Linked DNA regions of Homo sapiens: region 2 is linked to region 1. Evidence: read pairs that join two places in POLR2A ChIA-PET (ENCODE). Cell type or tissue: GM12878. All regions are shown on one strand. Links, peaks and the distances in the headings refer to the core of each region. The heading gives the core; the rest is flanking DNA. Region 1 overlaps LOC124906209 (a long non-coding RNA gene). Region 2 overlaps BHLHE40-AS1 (BHLHE40 antisense RNA 1).

What was found. Peaks named below come from ENCODE experiments on the same cell type or tissue, not always from the same donor. Only the 100,000 strongest peaks of a DNase experiment are listed, where the experiment ranks them.
Region 2: POLR2A ChIA-PET joins it to region 1 with 5 read pairs; 4 of 35 experiments call an interaction of 5 or more read pairs at or near these places.

Annotation. Positions count from the first base shown.
Region 1 is chr3:4,844,792-4,854,928 of GRCh38, forward strand. The region is part of intron 2 of LOC124906209 (a long non-coding RNA gene); the gene reads right to left. ITPR1 (inositol 1,4,5-trisphosphate receptor type 1) reads left to right here. Exons shown (of 62, transcript NM_001378452.1): 62 at 1,348-2,715. The coding sequence ends at 1,434. Among named protein-coding and RNA genes, the nearest start is that of EGOT, 98 kb to the left of the region's middle. RefSeq lists enhancers at 5,581-5,700, 6,101-6,160, 6,521-6,600. In GM12878, for the core only: no CTCF peak of the experiment used is centred there; DNase peaks (open chromatin) are centred at 5,680 and 6,230; H3K4me3 peaks cover 615 bases; H3K27ac peaks cover 2,236 bases.
Region 2 is chr3:4,953,418-4,963,554 of GRCh38, forward strand. All of the region lies in intron 1 of BHLHE40-AS1 (BHLHE40 antisense RNA 1), which reads right to left. Among named protein-coding and RNA genes, the nearest start is that of BHLHE40, 21 kb to the right of the region's middle. In GM12878, for the core only: no CTCF peak of the experiment used is centred there; no DNase peak of the experiment used is centred there.

The DNA of each region.
Region 1 (10,137 bases), core at 4,888-7,387:
CTTGTAAGTCTTCTCATCTAAATTATAACAGAGAAAGCATCTCCACAGGAGCCTAAAAATAGTATTTTGATTTGAGAGGATAATGCTAGTTTTGAAGAAGAAAAAATAACCACATTGAAATTGAACCTAGGTAAATTAGTCTTGTTTTATGTTCTCTCCAGATATTTTGTACCAAAAATGAGTTCATGTGAAAAGTGAGATTAAGTGTCACATCTACTATGTGACAGATGCTATGCTAATAAATTTGCGTATAACCTCGCAATTCTCCACCAATCAGCTAGGAATTATCATCCTGATTGTATGGATGAGAAAACAGACTTTGATAAGTTAAATGACAAAACCATAAGAAACTAGATCTGATTCCAAAGCCTTTATTCTTTTTACCCTAATTCCTCTACAATTTTAGGAAGCTAAAAACATAGGAGTAGGACCTTAACCCACTTGCAGACAACAATTTTCTTGAATATATATTCCGTATAGCCTTTTTATCTCAGTTGACTTGAATGCTCACCCTAAAATCCAAAACTAAGACTAACTGGGTTAAGGAAAATCTTAATACAGAGACAGAAGTAAGTATGCCCTAAAATACCTAGAACAGGTCTAGAGACCCATCAACATGAGAATATATTTAGTTCAGCAACCAAATGAATAGAATCGGCTTCTTGTTTGGGATTTTGAAAGTACTTTTTCATTTGAACTAGTCTTAGGCAATGGTCTCGCCTGACCTTCAGCGAGCCTCAGTGTCTACTGGGTGGCAAGAAATAGATACCGTGAATGGTCACAGCATTATTTACAGCATTTAATCATTCTGGACCTCAAAGAGATTTGAGAACATTTCTCATTTTCCTAGTTATGGTAGGTAATTTTTTTTTTCTCTAACCAACTACTCAAGAGTCATTGAAGAGAAAAATCAGGACCCACTGAAAGTGTGGACACGAACCCTCCCTCTCAAACCTAGGATTCTAAACACTGCTTTTCTTGTTAGTATGGCGTGTTGTTACTATCGTACAAAGCCACCATTTTCCAATGAGTCTTCAAATCATTTGGAAGTGCATTTGGGAAACAAGAAAGAATCCTGTGCTTTTATTGTTTTTTGTTTCTTTATGAAACAAGTGGCAAGCAATACTTCTGAATGTTACATTGCATGACTAGGTCACAGAATTTCCCATTCTGCCTAAGAAGATGCCTTTTTTGAAGTGCTGTGTGTTTGATATAGCGATGGTACACTATTTGTAGAAAGTGGGTTTCAGTATAAACCATAACCACAGAGGTAAATCTATGGTTCAGTATGCGATTTGACGTACAGGAAGTATCTGGGTCTAATGATGAAACTTTTTAACTTTCCAGATGACAGAACAAAGGAAGCAGAAACAAAGAATTGGTCTTCTAGGACATCCTCCTCACATGAATGTCAACCCACAACAACCAGCATAAGCAAATGAAAGAAAGGAATTGTATTTACCTTTTATAATTATTATTAGTGTGGGTATGGCTAATGAGTTCTGATTCACCCACGAAGGTTACATTTATGCTGAATACATTTGTAAATACTCAGTTTTATACTGTATGTATATGATTGCTACTCTAAAGGTTTGGATATATGTATTGTAATTAGAATTGTTGGCATGATGACATTTCATTTGTGCCAAAAATATTAAAAATGCCTTTTTTGGAAGGACTAACAGAAAGCACCTGATTTGCACTTGAACCAGATTATAGATTTAAAAGTATATGACATGTATTTTGTATTTAAAACTAGAATAGCCAGTATTTATGTTTTTTATAAAACTGTGCAATACGAATTATGCAATCACAATACATTTGTAGCTCCCGAGTGTCCTAAAGGGAGTGCACTTCTTTGAAGCTGGTGTGTTAATACTATGTAATAAATGGTTAACTTTCAAATGATGCTGCTGCCAAAATTATATTAATAGTGAGTTTCAGGCCCCTGGGCATTTTGTACCATGTAATTATCCTCTGGTGATGCTGTTTCTCGTTAGTGGCAGTAGTGCCTCCGTCTCCTAGTGATAATGCTCCAAGTCTATGAACTGTTAAATCAGCATTCATTTTAAGAAAAGCAACTTTAGTTTCAAAGATACTTTTAAGCTTCTAAATTGATCATTTAAACTATTTCTTTAAATAAGAGAGCCAAATTAGAGGCTCATACTTTAGCTTGTGAAGAAGATAATGAATTTTTTAAAGGGAACTTTCTATGCAATGTTCAGGATAAATGCATACTGCTGGCCAATCAGTGTCATCTCCTGGGTAAATTTTGATGTCGCATTATAAAGACATGCATAATTGATGGTTTCTAGATTATCTAGTCCAAACAATAGAGTTTATTTTTTCTTCATCTGAACCAACATGCTACAGTAGCTAAGAAGTATTAAAACTATATACATCCATATAAAGATGAAATATGAACTATCTCATTAGAAGTCATAGTTGACCACAGACATGTTATTCTTCTGAAAGAGCCACATTTTGGTTTTATTTCTTGTCACATGATTTCTTTTCTTGATGGATGAAAAATATGAAAGGAAACTTTTATATCTGTTGCCTAGTTTTGTACATGGATCTCATTTTACAAGAGAATCTCTCTGCAAAAAAAAAAAAAACAGTTTAAAAATGCATTGAAAGCAGAGTTCTGAAATGAGTAAAGTTTGTAAATGCATATATAAAAATATTTAATAAATGATGCAGAATATACAGTGACTGGTTGGTGGCTTTCATTTGGCATTTGTGACTTAACTGCTATTCCATTTATGTACTTTCTTTAGGATCAGTTTGAAGTACAGTCGGTTTGATTACCAGGTTAATTCAGAAAATGTTTACCTGATTATTTAAAAAAACACTTGCTGTTGTTATGACAGCTCTGAGGAGAATTATTAGAACAAACATTGGGGAGTATTTAGTACAACATTCATTCATTCTTCTGGATTAGTGACTGCCAGCCAGGCTGTCGGGAGCGCCCTACTAAATCTCCTGTCTCTTCTGCTTTTACTGGGGGATCTTTAATTTGCTGTGTGCCATGTGGAAGTATCGGGAACAGCTGAAATTTGTTTTAGTTCATGCCCAGTGGTCAGGGTCCTTCAGCAAAGTGTAAAATGTTTTTACAGAGCCACCTTGCCTGTCCAAACGTAGTAAAACCTGTTCCCTCCTCAAATCAGTGCTTGCCCTGGCTGCTTTTTTTGACACTAATTTTCTCTATGCTTTGGTAAATAATACCACCCAATGTTGGGAACTAGGTCAAGATTAAATTCCAGTTAAATGGCTAGTTTTGTAACTAATGCTTCTACTTTATAAATTTGATAACTTAAAAACAAATTAATTTTTTCCAGTCAGTGCAGCCTGTCTCCACAAAATTTTTCCATCGTAAGGCAAGCCTAAGACAGATACCTACTTTTATCTGTAAGCAAAATGGCAATCTATGCTAACCCCCACAATGCACACATTAGCTAGCAAGGACTTGCTTTTCCCCTGGGCTTTCTCTTTGATCTCTCACACTGCCCAACGAGATGTGGCAGTGTGTGTGGTTTGTCTCCCAAGTCCCATCCAGTTCATTGGAAAGTTCTGCATTGACATGCCAAGTTGCAGCTTTTACAGGTTTGTCATGTTCCATTTGAATCCTGTCACTTAAGATATAAATCTTCATTCAGTGTGCCAGCTTCAGCAGAAAATAAACGAAATTGGAATGCCACTCCTCCCTCCATGCAGTAGATCCTACCCTTGCCGTTTGGGTGTGAACACTAAAGCTAGTAGAATTGAAACATACAATTTGAAGTGAAAACTCCGGGGGCCTTTGATGTGTAATTGTAATTCTGCCTGCTTCCTTCACATTGTGCCTTTCCAACACCTCTATTTTAAGATCAAGGTCCAAGTCACCTTCAAAGTTACCTACCCGGATGAAGAATTAGTGTTATCAGGGTGAAAGTATGGTAGTACTCGCTAACATGAGAGAAAGCCAATGTTACTTAATTAAGCCATTTTATTTAATATTAACAGTTTGCTACAGCACCAATTCAAGTTTCAAGCATCTGCAAATTTCCCTAACTAATCCATCTGTTAAAGGGTCTGGGAAATTCCATTCCACTTCTCTAACATTTGTGGGATCTTACCCTTTCCATGCCCCTAAAATTGTGTAGTGATTACCCTGTTTCTCTCTACAAGTAAAGCTTCCACTCTGTTTGCTGTCGTCCTGAAGGTCTAAATGATATTCCATCCACCCTGTTCAGTTTTCTCCTAGTGCTGTATTTATCTGTATTTACCCTGCCCCCAACATACAAAATATGACTTTAATGTCATTCTTTAAAGATTTGATACTATTCACTTAGTTTGCTTTCAAGTTCATGTTCCTTATTCATTGTTCTTCATTCAGCCAATTTTTTTTTATTTGGTTGCCCTTTCTGGAAATCAATTGCTTGATTTTGCTCCTGTAAAATGTGCTCTTTCACTGCGTTTCACTGAGCACTTCCTAATATAAATTCTAAAGCAAGCATCCTTTGTCTATGGACGCTAGTCAACAACTCAGCCTTTGCAGCAGCAAACTATACAGAGCTGTTTGTCTCCCAAGTCCCATACAGTTCACTGCAAAGTTCTGCATTGACATGCCATGTGCTAGTGGGAAATTACTAAGATCTCTAGAGTAAATTAAGAAAATAACCTGTTAAAAACTCAATTGTAGATCTCTGTATACTCCTACTATAGACGGCTTGGATAAAGCCTTAATGGGCAAAGGCCTGAAAGTTTCTGATAGTTATTTTAAGGCTAATAATGAGACCCTTAGCCTGACTTTTGAGCGGCAGGGAGGGAAATTTACTCCTTCCAAACTGTTACAATCATAACTACATACTTATAGAAGCAGAGTTGGGTTTTTGCCAAAACTTTTTCGCCAAAACTTTTTTTTTTTTTTTACAGATTTTGATAACATACGTGCTTGTTAGAAGACAAATTATATGACAGTAAAAGTCACCTTTACATAAGACAGAATAACAAAGGACTGTTATTGAAGGCTCTTGAGACACTGTACAGCAGAAGTGAAACTTATTTTAAATAAGATAAGAAATTGAGCCCTAAAGAAGTAAAGTAACTTGTCCAAGGACTCAGCTCCAGAATAAATAAAGATCTCCTGACTAAGCAAAATACAGAGAGCTCTTCCCACTTGCTATCTCCCTTCCAGAGTGGGGATATCAGTAATCAGTTTCCCTTAACTGTTCTCCCTTTACACAAAGCATTCATGCAGAACTTTATTTTGTCCTACATGTGGAACAATACAGATTGATTTGTTTTTTCTTTTCAAATCTCTTTCATGAGATGATGGATCTACACATTAGAAAGTATTGACTCTGAATATTTTGTCAAGACCGAAAACTTTGTGGCAAAGATAAGGAGTGAGTGAGCTCCTGAAGTCTTTATCTTTCACAACTACAAATCTCTTGTATATAGCTCTTATATAACTGCATTTTTCAAAGGGAGAATCCGTCCTCGGCCCAATCAAGGTGGCTTCTTCCTAGGGAGCATGTGCAGGTGCACACTGGTGTCCTCTCCTACCACAGATGTCAGTGTTCATTGGCAAACTCTGCCTTGGTCTTGTTCCTTACACTAATAATTTAACAATCAACTAGAATGTTGGAAAATCCCCATAAAGATTTCAATTTTACAGAAAGTACCCAAAATTCCACTAGTTTTGCATCACAAAGTAGTGGTTGAAGTAAAGTTTTGAGTAAAACGCCGTGTGTGTGGTTTTTGTGGGTGGTTGCAGCTCAGAACAACGTTTAGGCCTCATCAATCATCTGACAGGAGAGAGTATGATGGCAATTTATAATAAGATGATTATAATTATCATACACATTTTTCCATCTTTGGTATCATATGCCACATTAAGCAACTCTTACAACCTAGAGGCCAATTCAGAAGCATAACAAGCCTTCAGGTCTGGAACCAAAAAAGTCTACCAAAATCAAGAAAATAAAAAGGTAGATCACTGGTGGGTGTTTACATTTGGTCAACTCAGACAATGCTATGGAGTCTCCAGCTGCTGGTATTTTAAACTCATTTGGTAAAACAAATCTCTAGCTTACTAGGGCAAGACATTAAAAAAAAAATTACCAAAGGAACATCTTAAAATACTTTAAGGTCATGACAAACCAGTGTGAAAGAGAATCCTAACACCTAGAAGCGAAACTGCATCATCCACCCAGCTTGGAGAGAAAAAAGAAAGCCAAAAACCACTATAGAATAAGAATGCAGAGTTTGAGAAAACCCCTAAGGTGAATTCTGAACAACAACACAAAGAGTCCAACAACATAAGAAGTGCACACTGTACGCAAGAACCACTAACGGAAAGAGTTTGCCAGCACATTTATAATGACCTCACAATACATGGTTGGTCCCAGGTAAATGGAACTTCAGACAATCCAGGAATTTCACCTATTTACTCCTGAGCATAAGTCACATACTTATCACCTATGGTATCTCATAAAGTCTTGTAAGAAGCTTTTTGTAAAAGTTCTCTGCAGAAAAACAATTAAGGTTTGGTATAAAACTGGGACAAGGAGACCTGAACCACACAAGGCTTAGGTGCTAGGTCTATGTCAGAGTCCACATGGCAACATGGTGGAATGGAAAGAACATGGGCCTTAAAGTGGATAAGAATTCTAATACCATTTCTGTCACTGAAATGTTATAACTTGGAGCAAGTTACTAATGATTTTAATGTGCAGTTCCCCCCTTCTCAAGAGTAGAGATGCTACCACGTACTTCTTTGGGCAGTAATGGGCATCAAGAAAGATAATCTATACCAAGAGTCTGGCATATACCTGATACGTTACTTCCCATTCCTTTGCAACATGACCATTTCCTTTTTTTCATACCTATCCACAATCTCAGCTAACTATTGCATGACCAAAAGCTTCTTTCTGTTCCCACTAAATGGGTCTGATGTTATTACTGCGGGATCCTAAATCTACATGTCTTAACATGACATATTTGGGCCACATCCAGTCATTTTAAAAACTTTTATCTTTCTATCCAAAGTACGTTTTAACTATCAGTTTGAACTGAATAAATTCATAAAGAAACCTCTCATACAGCTTATGACTTCCAGATAACTATCCTCATATTTTTTAGCAGTGCTGGATTCAAATCTGACTTCTTTTCTTAAAATAAATCTTGGGCCAGGCACAATGGCTCACGCCTGTAATCTCAACACTTTGGGAGGCCAAAGTGGATGGATCACCTGAGATCAGGAGTTCGAGACCAGCCTGGCTAACATGACGAAACTCTGTCTCTACTAAAAATACAAAAATTAGCCAGGTGTGGTGGCGCATGCCTTTAGTCCCAGCTACTCAGGAGGCTGAGACAGGAGAATCACTTGAACTCGGGAGGCGGAGATTGCAGTGAGCCAAGATTGTGCCCCTGTGCTCCTGCCTAGGCAACAGAGTGAGATTCCATCTCTAAATAAATAAATAAAATAAATCTCTACAGAAAAAATGTTTTATCTTGGGAATGACAATATATTTCCTTAGTTTCTGAAATGCCTTCACTTACATTCTCATTTAAACCTCCCAGTCTTGTCAAGTAGATATTATCTCTGAAGTCTGAATGGTCCCAAGTTGTACTATCTTTAATTTAACATTCAAATACAAATTCTACATCTCACTACCTATAGAAGACCCAGAGCCTCTTTAATAATTTCTTTCTGAGAAGGATCCTGAGAAGGAGCAGAGACCCCACCTTGGGGGCCCGTGAGCCCCTCTGCAACCCGAGCATGAAAATAAAGGAAAATCTTGCATTCCTTCAAGGGCAATTCCAGGCACCTAGCTAGCCCTGAGAAGTGAATAAGCAACTTGTTGAGCAATAAAGTAATATAATAGCAGCCTCAGCGCAGTGGCTCATGATTTGGGAGGCTGAGGCAGGTAGACTGCTTGAGCCCAGGAGTTCAAGACCAGCCTGGGCAACATGGCAAAACCCCATCTCTACAAAAAATACAAAAATTAGCCAGGCGTGGTGGCACACACCCATAGTCCCAGCTATTCAGGAGGCTGAAGTAGGAGGATCTCCTGATCCCAGGGAGGTCAAGGCTGCAGTGAGCCAAGATCACACCACTGCACTCCAACCTGGGCAATAGAGTGAGACACTGTCTCTAAAATAAAATAACATAAAATAAAATAAATAAAATAAAATAAAATAAAATAATAAAATAAAATAAAATAAAATAAGGTAATAGTAGCCTAAAACAATAGCCAAGGAAGTCATGAGATGTTTGGTTCCCTAAAGAAACTATAGATAGTATCTTAACGTATGTCCTTGAGTTGTTTTTTAAAAACCCAGACCACTACCAAAGGAAAAATGCTGTCAGCTGGCAGGCAAATCTCAGATAAGGGGGAACGGAGGATGGAACTCTGACCACTGTTCTTTGTTCTAAATTTCTTCTTGAAGGGCCTGGAGGAAGTTATTGCCCACAGGCCAGAGCTAACATTCTTTTCTGCTGACCTCAAATTTTTCTACAAAGCTTCACCTCCTTAAACAATTGCACATTAGAAAATATCTCTGAATCCACCTATGATCTATGGGCTGTACCCTTCCACTCCTACTCCACTTTGAGATATCCCACCTTTTTAGGTTAAACCAATATGTAGCCTCATGTATTGATTTATGACTTTGCCTGTAACCTCTGCCACGCTGCCTTTAAAAAGCCTTACCTGTGTAAGCCATCTGGGAGTTCAGGTCTTAAGCATGACCTCCCTGATCCTCCTTGCCTGGTGCCCTGCAACAAATGCCCCACTTTCTCTCCCTGCAATCCCGATGTCAGTGTGTGGCTTTGCTGCTCTGGGTGGGCAGACCCAAGTTCAGCAAGTAACCATTCTAAGGAGGGTGTTTACACCTTCTTCATGATCCCTTGTCACTGTTTCATCCCAAATCCTGATTCCAACCCAATTATCTGTTCCTTCTCATCATCTCCCCTCTCTTTATTTCACTGGTGTGGACACAGCTCTCTCTCCTACCTGTCCCCAAAGCACCACTATCATCTGGGCTTTGTGAAGAGCAGATCTTTAGTGGAAGAAGATTACAATAAGGAATAGGAAACAATTAAAAATTGAGAATCAGTCATCAAAGCTCCCTCCCCCTTCCTTTTCACTCATGGGAGGAGCAACTTCTCTTCTCAGCCTGTTGGCAGGCAGGCATCTACTTTTTCTTTCCCACTTGCCTAAACAAACAAAAGCAAAACAAACCAACAACAACAAAAAAAACCTTCCTTCCAGCCTCAAGTGAAAACCAAAAATTCTTGTTTCTTTACTATGCAGAGCAATTGTAGCCCTCAGTTCCCAGTCATTCCTCTCTAGATTAGGCCTTTACCTTGGCCAAAAAAAAAAGGCTATAATTCTGTCATCCTTAGCTTCCACTTGCAGGGCAAACTGGCTGCTAAAATAGCATTTTTTTCTGATACATCCCTATTTTACGGAACAAGAAATGTCTTTAGAAAGTTGAAGTGATTTGGGCTGGGCGCAATGGCTTACGCCTATAATCCCAGCACTTTGGGAGGCCGAGGTGGGTGGATCACCTGAGGTTAGGAGTTCGAGACCAGCCTGACCAACATGGAGAAACCCTGTCTCTACTAAAAATACAAAATTAGCCAGGATTACAGGATTATGTGCCTGTAATTCCAGCTACTCGTGAGGCTGAGGCAGGAGAATCGCTTGAACCCAGGGGACGGAGGTTACGGTGAGCCAAGATCATGCCATTGCACTCCAGCCTAGGCAACAAGAGCAAAACTCCATCTCAAAAAAAAAAAAAAAAAAAAAAAAAGAAAGTTGAAGTGATTTGACCAAACCAGAACATCAGACCTGGGATTCAAAAGCCAGATCATCTGACCTCATGTATATTCCTCAGTATCCCAGTGCTTCACTATGTGAGGTGCCATCCAGCTATGTTCCTGTGTCTGCACCTCTACCTGCCCACCTTGCCTGGGGGAGATGTGTAAGGTATCAGAGTTCTAAGAGATGCAAAGAAAAGTCAGAGTTCTTAAAGGCAAAAGCTGCAACTAGTTCATTTCTGTTTTGTTAGTACCTAGCACAATTCCTCCCAAACAAAGAGGGTCAATGCCTTTGAGGGGTAAAAAAAAGATTATTTTTGAAA
Region 2 (10,137 bases), core at 4,120-6,619, 110 kb after region 1:
GGCTGGTCATCCCCAGCTGATTTCACTGTGGTGTCAGATGGTCTAAGAATTCATCATTAATACAATAATGAAAACCTGCTCCAGGTAATGAATCAACTTGGCTTAACTTCTCCCATGCTGGGGATGGTATCTGCCCCCTCTTGAGTCTTCCTGAATGACCATACGTGGTTAGGTGTCTTGGTTTCAAAGGATATTCCTATAGGTACAGTGAGTTGAGGAAGTGAGATGATCAACACACATTGTAGAGTATTGAAGGCAATTGAGTTTAACTTATAACAAGTGCCAATGTACCAAAAACACCCAGGTATTACTAACTATTAACAAAACTGCAGATAATCCAGCCCTTAGCTACCAGTACAATCTTGTCTGTGTCCCTTGCCGTACAATCAAGACCCTCAAATCACACTGGCCTTGTATCTGGTCTGAGAACATGCCAAGCCCCCTCCCACCTCAGCACCTTTGTCCTTGCTGTCCTTCCTCCCAGAATGCCCCTGTCCTGGCTTTTCTGGCTCGCTCCTTATCATTCCTTGGGTCTCAGCCTAAATGTTCCATCATCAGAAGGGCCTTGTGGCCTCCTCACCTCCTGCCCCATTATTTTCTATCTCACTACCTCGTTTATTTCCCTCATGACAGCCATCATGTTCAGAAATTAATTGATTTTATTTATTTGTTTATTCATGTGTTGTCTGTTTCTCCCCTCTAGAAGCATAGAGATTGGATTTATTTCTCCGGTTCACAATGCCAAGTGCAGGAAGGCATTTGCTATGGATTAAATTGTGTCCTCCCACAAATTCTAATGTTGAAGGCCCAACACCTGATGTGATGGTGTTTGGAGATGGGACGTTTGGGAGGTGATTAGGTTTAGGGGAAGTCGGGAGGGAGGGACCCTCATGATGGCATTAGTGTCTTTATAAGAAGAGACACCAGAGTGCTCTTCTGCTTGTGAGGACACAAGGAGAAGGCAGCTGACTGCAAGCCAGGAAGACAACCCACACCAGAACCCGACCATGCTGGTGCCCTGATCTCGACTTCCAGCCTCCAGTGAGAAAATAAATTCCTTTTGTTTAAGCCATGCTGTCTATGGCATTTTGCTATGGCACCTGGAGCTAACCAATACGGCACTTCAGTCTTTGTTGAATGAATGACTGAATGAATATACAATCTCCTGTAGTAATCAAGAGTTACATTTTGTAATCTGAGTGGTTCTGGATAATTTTTTTAAGTATCCATTCACCAGGAGTTCACACTATATTTGCGAAGCCATTGTGACATGGAGCTTTATTAAATGACATGGAGCTTTATTAAATACAACTTGTCTATTTTTCTTTGGTACTCTTATCACAAATCCTTATTATTCTAAACTGTACTGAAAGATACCTCCAGGCAAAGTTCATGTGCACAGCTGGCCATGAGTTCATAAGTCTTAACCAACCAGGCTTATCTATTAAATAGCTTAAAAAAAAAAAAAGTACTGGCCAGTTGTTTGAATTGTTCAAAAGTTTTAACACCATGTAGACAAATCCACAAAGTTCTGAACATCTCCAGAGGACATGTGCCCAAGGTGGTCAGGGCATAGCTGGTTTGTTTGTTTGTTTAAAAATTTTTTCTTTCCATAGGTTTTTGGGGAACAAGTGGTATTTGGTTACATGAGTAAGTTCTTTAGTGGTGATCTGTGAGATTTTGGTGCACCCCTCACCTGAGCAGTATACATTGAACCCAATTTATAGTCTTTTATCCCTCACCCTCTTCCCAGCTTTTCCCCCAGAGTCCTCAAAGTCCATTGTGTCATTCTTATGCCTTTGCATCCTCATAGCTTAGCTCCCACTTATGAGTGAGAACATACAATATTTGCTTTTCCATTCCTGAGTTACTTCACCTAGAATAATACTCTCCAATCCCATCCATTCATTCCTTTTTACGGTAAAAGCTAAAATTTAAATTTTCTTTGTTTGTTAAAAAAAAGATATTGGTTATTCTGAGCAACTTCATGTTAGGGAAGGTCAATTTTTGCCTTTTTCTGGATAAAAAGTTCAGGACTCCTGAGTCGTTTCTTTGCTGCTAGTGCCAAAGAACACTCAACAAGAACCATTCAGTCTTAGAACCTTAGTTCACCTTCAGCACATTCTACAGAGAAAATTCTGGTTGTGCTACTGGTAGCCAAATTACATCTATGTGACTATATACTCAGGTATGCTAAGCAATTACTGGCATTCTACCAATAAAAACAAATATTATTAACTAACCTTAATTAAGCCATCACCATATGCTATGCACTGTAATAAATAATTTAACCAAATAATTTAATCTGATACAATGATGCTAGGAGGTAGATACCATTGTTGCCCCATTTTACAGCTGAGCAAACTAAGGCTTTAAGTAAGAAAGGAGCGCTGCTCAAGAAAACTAATAGTGGCTGGGTGCAGTGGTTCACACCTGTAATCCCAGCACTTTGGGAGGCCGAGGTGGGCCAATCACTTGAGGTCAGGAGTTTGAGACCAGCATGGCCGACATGGTGAAACCCTGTCTCTACTAAAAATACAAAAATTAGCTGGGCGTGGTAGCATGCACCTGTAATCTGAGCTACTCTGGAGGCTGAGGCACAAGAATCACTTAAACCCAGGAGGCAGAGGTTGCAGTGAGCCGTGATCGCACCACTGCACTCCAGCCTGGGCAACAGAGTGAGACTCTGTCTCAAAAAAAAAAGAAAAGAAAAGAGAGAGAGAGAAAGAAAAGAAAACTAACAGTGCCGATAATGACTGAATAAACTTGGTCTAAGTACTTAAAAGAACACATTATTTTCCAGTTAAGATGTCCTTGTTTGTATGCAGAGAACATGATAATTTTGAAGAATTCCTGTCTAGTCATTAAACAGTTGCCCTACGGGAATAGCATACAATAATCTGTTAGCCTAGTTCAAGTTCCTCACATGCTTCAAAGTAATAACATTGCAAGCTCCATGAGAGAACAATCATGAAATTTTTTTTCATACAGCATGTGTTTGGTAGATAGAAACCCCTCAGTAAATGTTTTTGATTAAATAAATGAATTCAATCTTTTAAATTTTCTTTAATTAAATGTCACTAAAACTTTAGACTACTTCCCTCTGTGTTTCTTTGAGTGGTAAAGTTTTATTAAATTAAATCTTTACCTTTAGTGGATTTATAATCATTTCCCTTGCTTTCTTCCTAACAAGGTGGCCTGTGCCCTACTCACATCTGTTGGAAATTTGTACTGCCTTGCTAAGCCCAGAAAATGATGGGGAATTTATTTTCTCTTCTATGGGTGCATTAATTAGTTCTGTGATGAATGCAGGACCAATAGCTAATATCACAATTACAAAATTCCAATCACTAAGTCTCTTCTGGTGAAAAACAAACAAATTTGGCAGTTGAAAAAGAGGATAGTGGGATTCAAGTGCTAATTTACAACCACTCAATGAATGTTTTCTGCAATTGTTGGTGCTGTGAACACTGTCTTGAATAGCCAGATTCTTGGCATCTCCCTAATGTTACCCAACCTCTCTCCCCACAGCCTTTCCCCATCCTTCTTTCCCTACTGAACCGGTGCTTGATGCCCTCAGCAGATGTGAGACAGCAGAGCTGTCAAAGGCCTGGTTCTGAATGGCAATGAATACCCGTTTCAGCCCCAGCTCCCAGAATGGCAGCTACCCACTTCAAGAAAAACTAAACCACCCCCAGAGAAGCCAGCTTGATGAATTATAGGTCTGCCTCTCACTGGATTTCCTCAACACTGAAATGTCACTTTTCTCTGCACCTTGCATGACTATAAGCCACATTCTGGCTACTTCTTGGGAGTTTTCAGATTGTTGATTTTATTTAGTTAATTCAGTTTTTAAATATTTCCTGTTTCCTTTATACTGTAAACTCACCTTAGCACAAATGATTAAGTTTCATTGCTATGACCCACCTAAAAATAAAGGTGTATATACTCTAGGACCGTGCTGGTCATATACCATTAGGATTATCTAATTGTTAGAAATGTATATAGAATCTCGAGCCCAACCCCAGGCCTACTAAGAGAGAATTTGAATTTTAACAAGATGCCCAGGTGATTCAGATGCAGAGTAAAATGTGAGACTCACTACCCTAAGAGACAGAGTAGGAAGTAGGCAATCACCCAAATAAAACACAACACATTTTAGTGCACTATGCATTCTATCCAATCTCAGAAAATAAATGTCACTTGCAAGGTGCACAGATCATCTCTTCTTTGCCTTAGTCTTTGGGCGAGTGCGTGTGTGTGTGTGTGTGTGTGTGTGTGTGTGTGTGATTAGCACCTCGGCATTTGTTTGATAGACTACGATGCAAACCTTTACCAGCGTCTATTTTTTTTTAATCTCTGCACTGGCTTCGGCTTTAAAGTTTTCAATTCCTATGTGATTGATTGCTTTCTTCTGATTCCTACATACCTTTTCATTGCTAGTAAGAGGCAGTTATCTGGGGGATTTCTACCAGATGTACAGGGTTACGTGAGACTATTTGTACCTTATCAACCAAAACAAGACAGGTAAGCTCAAAATAATCTTTGATTTTTAAAACCCATCAGAGAACTGAGGGAGCAAAGAAACCTAAATGAACCAAACTCAAGCAAGTGACAAGCTCCACATATGAAAGGAGAGACTCATGGTCATTGTCACCTCTGGGGGAATGGCAGAAGGAAGACGAGTCTGTGAACAGCAGGGATGAGAACTCAGCTGCAATTTTAACAAGCTTGGAATGGCTGCCTGTGGGCGGAGGAGCCCCAGCCACAGAGGGAGTCTGCACCTGCCTGCCTCCTCTTTCCCGAGAGTCTTCACATCATGCTGGGAATAGTTCACCAAAGCTGGGGGAAGAAAAAAATGGCTAGGGGAAACTCCTTGAGGTGTTTTGGGCCTTCATAGAGTCTAGAAAGTTTCTAGAGCCAGTGAGGAGCCAAAGGGCTGAGAGACTTCTCCAGAGGTACAGAAAGCAGGGAAGCAAAGGGCAACGAGAAATCAAAAAGCTATCAGCTGGGCTGTAAAGCAGGCTGCGATCCCCCACAGTTCTGAAGTCTGTCAGCTCACTTTTGAAATAAAAGCCGATCTCAAGAATCTCACCAGTGCTCAGATACCCAGTTCTGCTGAAGACAAAGTCCTAATCCCACCCTCAAAACATTGAGAACAGTTGTGAACGGAATTAAACTAAAGCTACAACAATGCCCAGACCCAGATCAATTACAGATCAGATAGACTCAGCTCCTTGCAGAAGGGGCTTGCTCTTTTCTTTTTTTTGGAGGTAAATATTATTTATTTTGTATTCATTCTACTTTTATTTCAAAGTATTCAGTGTGCAATAAAAAATTTCAAGGTCTGTGAAAAAGCAAGAAAATAGGTCTCATGGTTAAGATAGAAAATAATCAATAGAATCAGATCCAGAGCTAGCTTAAAAGTTAAAATTATCAGACTGAGATATTAAAATAAAAAACATCTATAATATAAAAATGTTAAAGGACCTCATGGAAAAGAGGACAACATTCATGAAGAGATGGGGAATTTCAAAAAAGTGGTGGAAACTAGAAAAAAAGAACCATATGGAAATGCTAAAAATGAAAAACACAATATCAAAAATAAATTCATTAGTAGCAGCTTAGTAGCAGACTCAACAGCAGAGGAAACTGAGCATCTGACAGTATTTGGGTTAATTTCAAACAACCCAACATATGTGCAAATGGAATCCCAAAAATAAGAGAACAGGGACAGCATGGCAGAAGAAATCATTAAAGCTTTATTGGTCAAGACTTACCAAAATTGATTGAAGATCTCAACTCATAGAATCAAGAAGTTCCACATCCACGTTGTGTGTCAGGGGAGAGTTGGGGGTGGGAGGAGAACCAAGAACCTTAACGCACCCACAAGGAGAATAAATAAGGAAAAAGCAGCACCTAAACAAATCACAGCCAAACTGCTGAAAAGCAGCGGTAAGTGGTAAATCTGAAAAGCAATCAAAGGGGGGAAAAATACATAAATATAAGGGAATAATGATAGAAATAACAGATGACTTTTCACTAGAATCGATGGAGGCCAGAAGACAATAGAACATCTTTAAAGTGCTAAAAGAAAAACACTGTCAAACTAGAATTCTATAGCCAGTGAAAAGATACTTTAAAAATGAAGGTGAAGGCCAGGCACGGTGGCTCAAAGCTGTAATCCCAGCACTTTGGGAGGCCGAGGCAGGCGGATCACGAGGTCAGGAGTTTGAGACCAGCCTGGCCAACATGGTGAAACTCCGTCTCTACTACAAATACAAAAAATTAGCTGGGCATGATGGCAGGTGCCTGTAATCCCAGCTACTCAGGAGGCTGAGGCAGGAGAATCGCTTGAACCTGGTAGGTGGAGGTTGCAGTGAGCTGAGACTGCACCACTGCACTCCAGCCCGGGCAACAGAGCGAGACTCTGTCTCAAAAAAAAAAAAAAAAAAAAAAAGGTGAAATAAAGTCATTTTCAGACAGGTAAAAATTGGGAAGATTCATCTCCATTGGACCCATGCTACAAGAAAAGCTGGCATAAGTTTTTCTGACTGAACAGAAAAGATAGCAGAAGGAAACTCAGATCTGTAGGAAGAATTTAAGACTCCCAGAAAACGTTTTAAAAAATGGATACAGCCAGGTGTGGTGGCTCACGCCTGTAATCCCAGCATTTTGGGAGGCCAAGGCAGGTGGATCACTTGAGGTCAGGACTTAGAGACCAGCCTGGCCAACATGGTGAAACCTCATCTCTACTGAAAATATAAAAATTAGCTGGGCATCATGGTGTGCACATGTAATCCCAGCTACCCAGGAGGCTGAGGCATGAGAATGGCTTAAACCCAGGAGGCGGAGTTTGCAGTGAGCCGAGATCATGCCACTGCACTCCAGCCTGGGTGACAGACAGACTCCATCTCAAAGAGAAAAAAAAAAAAAAAAAAAGGCCAGGTGTGGTGGCTCACGCCTGTAATCCCAGCACTTTGGTAGGCTGAGGCAGGTGGATCACCTGAGGACGGGATTTCAAGACCAGCCTGACCAGCATGGAGAAACCCTGTCTCTACTAAAAATAGAAAAATTAGCCGGGTGTGGTGGTGCATGCCTGTAATCCCAGCTACTCAGGAGGCTGAGGCAAAAGAATTGCTTGAACCCGGGAGGCAGAGGTTGTGGTGAGCTGAGATCGCGCCAGTGCACTCCAGCCTGGGTGACAAGAGCTAAACTCTGTCTCAAAAAAAAAAAAAAAAACAAAAAAACAAAAAAACTATGTTAAAGGTCTTTTACAAAGAAATATTTATATATCTATTTGTGTATGTGTGTGTATATAATATTTGAAAAGATAATTGATTGTTTAAAGCAAAAAACCAATATATTGTGAGGTTTATTACATATTTGGGAATAAAGAGTAAAATGTCAGATAATAAGAGCACAAAATGTTGGTGGGGGAAGAAATAGAATTATACTGTTGTAAAGTTCTTGCACTATCTGTGAAGTTGTATAATAATTTTTTTTAGTATACTATTTGAAGGTAAATGCAGAGAATAATTTCTAGAATAGTGGTTCTCAAAATGTAGTTCCCAGACTTATACCACCAGCATCATCTGAAAACTTACTAGAAATGAATATTTTTGAGCAATATCACAGACCTACTAGATAAGGAGCTCTAGGAGTACGGCCCAGAAATCTATGTTTTAATAAAAGCACTAGGTGTTTCTAATGTATGTAAAGTTTAAGAACCACTGCTCTAGAACAGCCACTAAAAATACACCACGAGAAATACAGCTAAAAACAAGAGATAAAATGGAATGATTAAAAAATGCAAAAAGGGGCTAGGTGTTGTGGCTCATGCCTGTAATCCCAGCACTTTGGGAGGCTGAGGTGGGTGGATCACTTGAGGCCAGGAGTTTGAGACCAGCCTGGCCAACACAGTGAAACTCCAACTCTACCACAAATAGGAAAAATTAGCTGGGTGTGGTGGCACACACCTGTAATCCCAGCTACGGGGGAGGCTGAGGCATGTGAATTGCTTGAAACCATGACGCAGAGGTTGCATTGAGCAGAGACCGTGCCACTGCACTCCAGCCTAGGCAATAGAGTGAGACACCATCTCAAAACAAAAAATACATAAATAAAAATAAAAATGCAATATGGGCTGGGCACAGTGGCTCATGCCTGTAATCCCAAGACTTTGGGAGGCTGACATGGGAGTATCACTTGAGGCCAGGAGTTCAAGACCAGCCTGGGCAACATAGTACGACCCCATTTCAAAAAAAAAATTAATTAAAAAGAATGCAGTATACCAAAAATGAGGCAAGAAAGTAGAAGCAGAAACAAAGAATAAAAGGCATAAGTAGAAAATAATACCAATATGGGAGAATTAACTCAGATTAGTAATTATATCAAATATAAACATATTAAACACTTAAAAGGCAGAGATTGTCAGATTAATATAAAAGTAAGATCCAACAATATGATCTTGACAAATACAAAATTATAAGGACATAGTTTAAGGCTAGGTACAGTGGCTCACGCCTGTAATTCCAGCACTTTGAGGCCAAGGCAGGAGAACTGCTTGAGGCCAGGAGTTTGAGACCATCCTGGGCAACACAGCAAGACCCCATTTCAGGGCTGTGGTGAGACACGCCTGAAGTTCCAGCTACTTGTGAGGCTGAGGCAGGAGGATTGCTTGAACCCAGAAGTTCAAGGTTACAGTGAGCTGTGATCTCACCACTGCACTCCAGCCTGGGCAACAGAGTGAGACCCTGTCTCTAAAAAACAGAATAAAATAAATACAATATAAAAAGTCATAGTTTGAAAGCACAAGGGTAGAAAAAATATACCACACAAACATTAAGTATAAAAAAGCAGGTGTGGTTATATTAATATTAAGATAGGCTTCAGAATAATTATATTACTAGAGATAAAGAGGAAAAGTATTAATGATAAAAGAGAAACTCATCAAAAGGATCTATCAATACTAAGTGTGTATGCAATTACGAACGGACTTCCAGCCGGGTGCGGTGGCTCATGCCTGTAATCCCAGCACTTTAAGATGCTGAGGTGGGTGGATCACCTGAGGTCGGGAGTTCAAGACCGGCCTGAACAACATGGAGCAACCCTGTCTCTACTACAAATACAAAATTAGCCAGGTGTGGTGGCGCATGCCTGTAATCCCAGCTACTCAGGAGGCTGAGGCAGGAGAATCACTTGAACCTGGGAGGTGGAGGTTGCCGTGAGCCAAGATCATGCCATTGTACTCCAGCTGGGGCAACAAAACCAAAATTCCGTCTCAAAAAAAAAAAAAAAAAAAAAAAAAAAGAATGGAGTCCCAAAATGCAAAAGCAAAATTTGACAGAAACAGACAAATTGACTGGGTATGGTGGCTCACACTCTAATCCCAGTACCTTGGGAGGCTGAGGTGGGAGAATCCCACTTGAGGCTAGGAGTTCAAGACCAGCCTGTGCAAAACAGTGAGACTCTGTCTCTACAAAACATAAAAAAAAAAAAAAAAACAATTAGCTGTGAATAGTGGTACATGCCTGTAGTCCCAACTACCTGGGAGTCTGATGTGGGAGGATCGCTTGAGCCTACGAGTTTGAAGTTATGGTGAGCTATGATTGCACCACTGCACCCCAGGCTGGGTGACAGAGTGAGATCCCATCTTAAAAAAAAAAATAGAAAGAAAACAGAAAAGAAAAGAAAGAAATGGACAAATCTACAATCATAGTTGGAGTGATTTTTAAGACTCTTGTCTCAGTAATTGATAGGACAAATAGGCAAAAAACCAATAGAGATATATTATATTTGAGCAACACTGTCAACCAACTTGACTCAACTGATTTTATAAAATGTTACCACAAATGTAGAATACGCATTTGTTTGTATTTGAACCCACATAAAACATTCATTAAGATGGATTATATGCTGGGCAATGAAAGACGTTTTAATAACTGTTAAAAATTAAAATCTGGCTGGGCATGGTAGCTCACATCTGTAATCCCAGTACTTTAGGAGGCTGAAGTAGGAGGATTGCTTGAGTCCAGGAGTTCGAGACCAGCCTGAAGAATATAACAAGATCCCATCTCCACAAAAAATACCAAAATTATCTGGTCACAGTGGCACATGCCTGTAGTACCAGCTACT